2 separate regions of the Mus musculus genome follow, and region 2 is linked to region 1. A link is a loop called in an ENCODE intact Hi-C map of the cell type or tissue named here. Cell type or tissue: heart. All regions are shown on one strand.

Evidence for each region. Hi-C counts contacts between places; a loop is a spot of excess contacts. Peaks named below come from ENCODE experiments on the same cell type or tissue, not always from the same donor. Only the 100,000 strongest peaks of a DNase experiment are listed, where the experiment ranks them.
Region 2: a loop joins it to region 1, with 6 times the contacts of the local background. A loop is called at or near these places in 3 of 42 quality-filtered maps.

What each region holds. Positions count from the first base shown.
Region 1 is chr4:3,748,933-3,752,932 of GRCm38, reverse strand. The region is part of intron 8 of Lyn (LYN proto-oncogene, Src family tyrosine kinase); the gene reads right to left. Among named protein-coding and RNA genes, the nearest start is that of 6330407A03Rik, 36 kb to the right of the region's middle. In heart, no CTCF peak of the experiment used is centred here; a DNase peak (open chromatin) is centred at 1,762.
Region 2 is chr4:3,676,179-3,680,178 of GRCm38, reverse strand. It overlaps Lyn (LYN proto-oncogene, Src family tyrosine kinase), which reads right to left and starts at 2,058. Exons shown (of 13, transcript NM_001111096.1): 1 at 1,815-2,058. Gm42250 (a long non-coding RNA gene) reads left to right here and starts at 2,071. Exons shown (of 5, transcript XR_881076.3): 1 at 2,071-3,366. In heart, no CTCF peak of the experiment used is centred here; DNase peaks (open chromatin) are centred at 1,188, 1,658 and 2,068; H3K4me3 peaks cover 2,021 bases; H3K27ac peaks cover 1,642 bases.

The DNA.
Region 1 (4,000 bases):
TTCTATATTTGTTGCATCATATACAAACAACACTATACAGCAACGAAGATGCATTAAATGTTCTGGCACCCCAAAACATGGACAAATTCCTTAAAGTGTCTAATAAAAGAGACAAGAAATAAGGGAATACATTCAGCATAACCCATTAATATTAAGCCCAGACAAAGCTGGACTATTCTGTTTGATACATGCTGTACCATACATAAAAGTAGTCAGAGTATATATAAAAGGCACTGCAGTACTGCCTGCATGCACACGTTCTACTTCCAGAACCCTAGGGGGAAAGTCAGGGAATTATGACAAAGGTCAGAACAGCAGCTGTTTGGGGGCAGGTGAGGCTGTGGTAGAGAAGGGACAAGAGGATCTCTAGGATCTGACAAGTTTCTTCTGTGGACTTTGTAATTACTTTTTACTATCCTTGCCATAGCTTTTCTGTGGACTTGTTACATCCTCTAGAATCAAAGTTAAAGAAACAAAGTCACTCCCACTCATCAACCCGAGAACAATGGAGCCAGGAAACTGTTACATCCTTTGAAATGATGAAAAATATGCTTTCCAGAGGCAGAGCAAAAGTTGCCAGGAAATACTGCAGCTGCTAAAGGCATTGAAAATGCTGATAAGGAATTTGGATTCAGCCATGACTTAACAGCTGTGTCTGCAGCTCCAGAACACCAGCAGACCCCACCAAAAGCCAGTCATTTGAAGGTTCCATTAGAGTCACAGGCATTTGTATTGTTGCTCTAGATAGATTAAAAAAAAGGCAGGATAATAAAGAACTTCTGTGGAGTGACACTTTGTCACAACAAAAGAAAACATTAACTTGAGAAAGTTTCAATTCTAGCAATTCCTGGCTTGCTAAAAGGTATACATATACCAAGGGATGGAGAGTTACCTCAGAAAAACTTAATTGATTTGGGAAGTTGGCTGATGACTAGTTTTCACTAAATTGCCTCTAAATAAGAATGTATCAGCTTGAGAGATGATTTAGGGGGTCAGGACCCTGACTGCTCTCCTAGAGCCATAGGGTCTGTTCTCAGCACCCACATGGCAGATCACAACCATCTGTAACTCCAATTCCATGGGCTAGAAGCTCTTTTCTGGCATATGCATAGTGAACATACATGCACACAGTGAGCACTCATAAACAAAAAATAAAAACAAATCAATCTCTTAAAAAAAAAAAAGACAGCCAGGCAGTGGTAGTGTGTGCCTTTAATCCCAGTGGTTAGGAGGCAAAGGTAGGTGGAGTTCTGGGTTCAAGGCCAGCCTGGCCTGCATAGTGAGTTCCAAGACAGCCAGGCCTACATAGTAAGACCTGTCTCAGAAAACGAACCAACCAAAGTTTTTTTTTTTTTAAACAGATTTATTTATTTATTTATTTATTTATTTATTTATTTATTTATTATAGTAAGTACACTGTATCTGTCTTCAGACACTCCAGGAGAGGGTGTCAGATCTCGTTACGGATTGTTGTGAGCCACTATGTGGTTGCTGGGATTTGAACTCAGGACCTTTGGAAGAGCAGTCAGTGATCTTAACTGCTGAGCCATCTCTCCAGCCCCCCAAATCAAAGAGTTAATCAAACAAAACTCAATTTAAAATTTTCACTTCTTAAAATAAAGCCTCCCAGAGACCAAGCTCTAGGAAGTCTCTTCCTCTCCCTCCTCCCTGTCCAGTCAGATCTCTGGGAATATTAACAACACAGAGGGGAAACAAGGCACCCACAGCAGATGCACATATCACACAAACAAGAGGAAACAGCTTGAGGCAGAGACAACTTTCGCTTTTTATCCCAACAGCCTTCTTCCTGCAAAGGGCAGGTTACAGCTGAGAATCTCTTCCCTGTGTTTCAGATCTTCTAATGTGAGAGGCAGTCTGTGAATAACACATTATGATTAACAAAAGTTATAATTTACTCACTTAACAATGATATAATTTTAATTGGCTGGATTTTGTTTTGTACCCATGTGAAAAACTACTTCCCATGTTCCTTGAGGATGAAAAACTAAACCTGGGGGCTGGAGAGATGGCCCAGTAGTTAAGAGCACTTGTTGTTCTTCCAGAGGTCCCATACTCAGCACTGACAGGCACTCACAACCATCTGTTAGTCCTGCTGAGGTGGTGGGGGTGGAAATCCAGTGCCCTCTTCTGACCTTCTTAAGTATCAGACATTCAAAAGTTCCACAGACATACATGTAAGGAAACATTCATACAAGTAAACAATTCAAACAATTAAAAAAAAAAAAAAACAAAACCAACCAACGATATCTGGGCAACTTTATAGTCTCACTGAGAGACAGGCTCAGATGGGTGGATGGAGGTGTGAAGATGCCCAGAGGGGTGAGGCAGGGCACCTCTGACGGCTGACACTCACAGCACCTGCACCCACTCACTCTTCTTTTGGCTTTGCTCCCAGTGCTTGCTACCTGCTAAAGTTCAGCAGGATGAAATCTTCCAGGTGCTGCGGTGATGCCAAACTCACATTCAGGTCATATTTTCTCTTTCTTGTTCTTCCTCCCCTGCCCTTTCCTCTCATTCTCTCCCTCCCTCTCTTGAAAACATAATTTATAAACAACTAGGCTTCATTTTGGCTCCTATCACCTAGGAGTCCTAGGCAGGGGGATTGATATGAGCTCAAGCTCAGCTTGGGCTATGTAGTGGATTCTGGACAAGGCAGGGATAGACAGCAAGACTGTCTCACAGATGAATGAATGAATGAATGAATGAGTGAAACTATTGATGTCAATATTTTAGTAGTGATATTTTGCAAGAATTTCATGAGATATTATTCAGGACTGGATAAGTGGTACCCGGAAGCTCACAATATTGTTTATTTCACATACAAGCTAGCATTGTTGAAACAGAACTCATATGTCATGCTATTTGTCCATTTCAGGCATACAATTAGTCATAGTTGTGAAGTTGTTACTATAAACTACTTTGAAAGATTTCCATTAATTCTTAAAGAGTTCCCTCAGCAGCCAGGAACCTACTTTGCCTGTTCTGGGCATTTCACATTCTATGAGTACATGGAATGATACCCCTCCCCAGCCATGTGACCAGCTCCTTCTGAGGGGTCATCTACATTACATGAATACCAGTTTTTATTCTATGGCTATAACAATTGTTGCTTATACATTATTTTTTTGGTAAAGATTCGGGTTGCCTTTCCTTTTGTTTTTTTTTTTTGTTTGTTTGTTTTGTTTTGTTTTTTTTCAGACAGTTTTGCCATGCAGCCCAGGCTGGCCTCAAATTTAAAGGTCTCCTGCTTTATTCTCATAAATGCTGGGATTCTACACCATTTTCCTGTCTATTATGAGAAATGCAGTCATGAGTGTTCCTGTTCAGGCTTTTGTGGGGCATATTCCTTCACTTCTGTTCCTCTCTCTCTCTCTCTCTCTTTCTCTCTCCCTCCCTCCTCCCTTCCTTCCTCCCTTCCTTTCCACCCCCCTCTCTTTCTCTTTGTTAATTGAACTTGTTTCTTAACTTTATTGCTATTTTACTTTGATCTGGCATTTCTCTCCTTTTTTTTTAATGTTATTTTATGTGTCTGGGTGTTTGGCCAGTATGTATATCTATACATAATTGCATGACTGGTACCAAGGAGACCAGAATGAAGGCATCAGATTCCCTGGAACTGCAGTTACTGACAGCAGAGAGTTGCCCCATGTGCTAGGAGTTAATCCAGGTCTGCTAGAAGAGTATTTAGTGTTCTTTCACCTCTGATATTTCCATCTCTCCAGCCCCTTCTGTGTTCTTTCTTACAATCATATTGAATGCCAATTATCTCAAAAAATATTTATAGAAACAAAAAGGTCCTAAGCCTGAGTGTAGCTTTCACTGAGTTGAGACTTCAAGTGTTTGCCCAGAGTGTGAGGATGAGAGATGGATGTGAGAGGAGAGAGGATTTGGGCAAATACCCATGTTCCTATCCTGAAAGGAAGTATTGAGTTCCACATCTGATGCAGCACTGAGCAAGCATCAAAGCAGACAGAGTTTG
Region 2 (4,000 bases), 73 kb after region 1:
GCAAACAGTGCCTACAACACACCTCCTGAGCTCTCTTCCTCCACATCTACTGTCCTCTTCAAGGCTCAGAAAGTTACTCCACTTACATATAGCCCAAACGGATCATAACCAAGGCTCTTGGGAGCTGAATTTTTAAAACAACAAAACCCCCAAATCACCCTGCCTTTCTCCAAATGAGGACCTGGATAGGCAGCAATCCTGAGGGGAGGAGAGTTTCATTTCACTTAAGAAGGGCCCAGGAAGCCGGGCTTGGTGGCGCACGCCTTTAATCCCAGCACTCGGGAGGCAGAGACAGGCAGATTTCTGAGTTCGAGGCCAGCCTGGTCTACAGAGTGAGTTCCAGGACAGCCAGGACTATACAGAGAAACCCTGTCTCGACCCCCCCCCCCAAAAAAAAAGAGAAGGGACCAGGAAGTTCCTGAACCCACAGGGCATAGCCTATTTCCCTAAAACATGTTATGGGTGTTAACTCCACAGAGAGAAAACACCCTACAGATAGCCGAGCTTCGGAGCAAAGAGTCCATCGTCTTCCACGTTAGGTCTTAAGATCTCTTGAACTGGGGGAATCCCAGGAACCTCTGAGGCAGCACAGCACACGTTTCAGGTGTTTTATTAGATAGATTTTCAAGTCAGCTAGCTCACTCAGACATGTGGTCTCGGGTTTAAAAATCGCCAAACTGCCAACCACCAAAGGCCTCCGATTTTATAGATGATCAGTTGTACCAAGTAACTTTCATATAACATTATATTCATATAATGTTCAAGGACCTTCAGTGTACTAAACCTATGAAGTAGGTTCATAGTCAATCAGGCGGAAACCCAAACCGGGAACTTCAATAATTCGCAGTCACTGAGAGAATGCAGGGCCTAGATTCCCACCTGGATTCTGAACAGCAAAGAAGTTGGGCGGATTAGCATAATTAACAAAAACACCGGTACTCCAATAAATAAAGAGACAACCACAAGCACCCCAAGTAGCGGGGACTATTGGGAAAAAAAACAAAAAACAAAAAACACTACACCAACAGCATAGGGAAGTCACTATAGTCAGCCAAGATAAGGCAGGCAAGTGGGAACTGTCGCACACACCCTTCCCCCATTCAGAAGGAAAGGCATCCCTGAATTCTTAAAATAACTCTAGCTTCCTCTTGGCCAAGGCGTTGGACTACTCCTCTGCGGGCTGACAGAAGTCGAGCTACGCGGGAGGTCAAGCTACAGCCTCTGTGGCAGCCGTTCGACGTCACCACCTTGCCTCGAGTCAACAGGGACCTCAGCTGTCAGCCAACCTTAGAGAGGGGCTGGGTTCAAACCCCCCTTCTCATCCCTGGGGACTCAAGGTCCGATCTGGACACTAAATACTGGATCCCAGATGACTCCCTCTGGAATCCCCACCGCGCTCCCTTTCGGAGTGGACTCAGGCCACTTCTCTCTGCCAGGCAAGAGAAGCTGGAGAGGGGCATGGGAGAGACTTGACGCCAAGGACCCAGGGGCGCCCACCCTGTGCGCACTGCCCACCACGCCTCCGCGCCGCTCCGCTGCGGACACCTGCGGAGTCGCCGCCCCCGCGTCCCCGCTCGATCGCCCCGGCGAGTCACAGTCTCCCAAGGCTGAAGGAGTCTAGATGCTCTCGCCACCCGGGGCCAGCGCGAGCGCCACCAAGAAGCAGTGCGCGACCTCTGCTGCGGGCGCCGTGGCTGCACCGAAACCCGGAGTCCCAAGCCAAGAAAGCGACCTGTGATCCGGTCTCTGACCCAGCCCCGGTCCCTGCCCGGTCCACCCTACGCACCCACCCTGCGCTCAAGCCCCGGACTTACTCGCTCGTGGTGGAAGTTTCGGGGCGGCGGAACTCCACGGTGACTTCGGTTAAAAGCTGTTCACGCGACGGGATAGCCCTGCGGGGCCCGCCTGGGAAGCAGCTGCGGGCCGGTGTCTTAGGACGCGTGACCGGGACTTGCGGGCACACTGCTCGGGGAACAGTGCCCGGCCTGCAGCAACCTATTAGCTGCAGAACGTTGGCCGGGAGGCGCCCAGGCCCGGCTCGGTGGGAGAGGAACTGGCTGTCGCTGGGCTCGGCCGAGAGGTCCCAGCTACTTCCTGGTGCTCGAATTTGCATACTGTGCTGGGAGGGCGGGGAAGTGACCGTTTGGTTCCTGTCCAAGGTTTGGTATTTGGTGTAGCCATCGCTCAGGGTTTTACAAGCAAACAGACTTTGGAGACCCAGACCGCAAGTTGGGAGAGTGGCGGTAGCCTCGGAAACAACATTCTCCCCAGGGCTGCGTGGAAGATCTAGGGGTTCTCGAGGGTCGTGGAAAACGTTCACCTTACTTCACTGTTCCTTAGGACCCAACTCCTCAATGCACTGTGTCTTGGGAGCAGAAGCAGCACTCTCTGTGTGTGTTTGGAGCTTCCAGAGAGAAAAAAACCGGTATCAGCGAGTAGATGTTTGGAGGGTATGGCGAGGGGGAATCTTTGCTTTAACAATCAAAACATCAAATTCCTTAAAGGTGTACAAGGAGTGCTGAAGATATTCACTGGAATGAGGAGTGGGAACTCGCTATGGAGTTAAAGGGCATGCCAATAGCTGAAAGCTTCCAGGAAAATGGAGCTAAGACTACTTATCAAGAACTGTCCTCTGTAGCAGGCTCGCATTGATTAGCATGTGGTCCTGGTAACATTACTGCATTCCTAACAAATGCTGTGTCCTTGTGTTCCTATGTGTACACAGTACTTGGCATACTGTAGGTACATAACCAGTGTGTGTTGTAAGATTGCTTGTTCAAACCAAATTTTGACTTGATAAATGCCCCTTACTGAACCAAGATATGCAATTAGCCTCAGTCACTATGATACCCACTTATGCTAATCTGACTTCTGTTTTCTGGGATTCCCTAATTGCAGTTCAACAGGTCAGAACAGGTACCTTGTAACAAAGTCCAGTACAGCTGTCATTTGTTACTAATGAAGGAAGACTAACATTTGTGAGCACACTGATTCACCAGTTTTGTTGTTTTTCTTTTCTTTTTTTCAGACAGGGTTTCTCGTTGTAACCCTGGGTGTTCTAGAACTCACCCTGCAGATTATGCTGGGCTTGAAACCAGCAATCTGCTTCCCAAGTGCTGGAATTAAAGGTGTGCACCAGCATTTCCTGGCCCCTCCATTTTTCAGTCAACCAGGGACTATGAAGATGGTGCCAGAGATTATAATGGAGCTGAAAAATCTGTATCACTTAGTGGTGTCGTAGCTGTCATAGCTCTTTCAGTGTGACAGTGCAAGACAGATCTACAGCGTTTGTGATGATGCTGATACCAACAAGTCCTCTCTACCGTTGTGGACCATGACTCCTGATTGCATCAAAAAGGACATAAAGTGAGTGACCTGGAGCACATAGGTTTAAGTGAGTGTACGATGTCTACCAGAAGACGAAATCACCAAAGAGCATGCTTCTTAGAGTGCCCCCATCACTAAGCCACAGGAATAACTCCTCAAACAAAAACAGTAGGAAGGTGGTTATTCCTATAATGAACAGTGCTACTGTCACTGTCCTGCTGAAGAGTAGCCAGTGTGTTAGCCTGGGAATCTGTGGTGCATATGAACTGTTATCTGTCAAGTATCGTATAGAACAGTGTAGTTTAAAACCTGTTATCCCAACCCTCTTGGGAGTGTGTGTGGGGGGGGGGGGCGGGGGGGAGTTTGAATGACCCTTTCATGGGGATAACAGGAAAATACATATATTTAAACTGTGGTTCATAACAGTGGCAAAATTACAGTTATGAAGTAGCTATGAAAACAACTATAAGGTTGAGGGTTCCCACCACATGAGGACCTGTATGAAAGGTCCACAGTGTTAGCCAGGGTGGGAACCACTGCTTAGGAGGAATTCACCATCTGAGAATTCATGTTCTGGGCTTTTCTGAATGACCTCTTCAATACACTGGCTGTAAGTAATAACACTCTTACATTGAGCCCCTGAAGTCTTGGCTAACTCACTTCAGCAGGACAG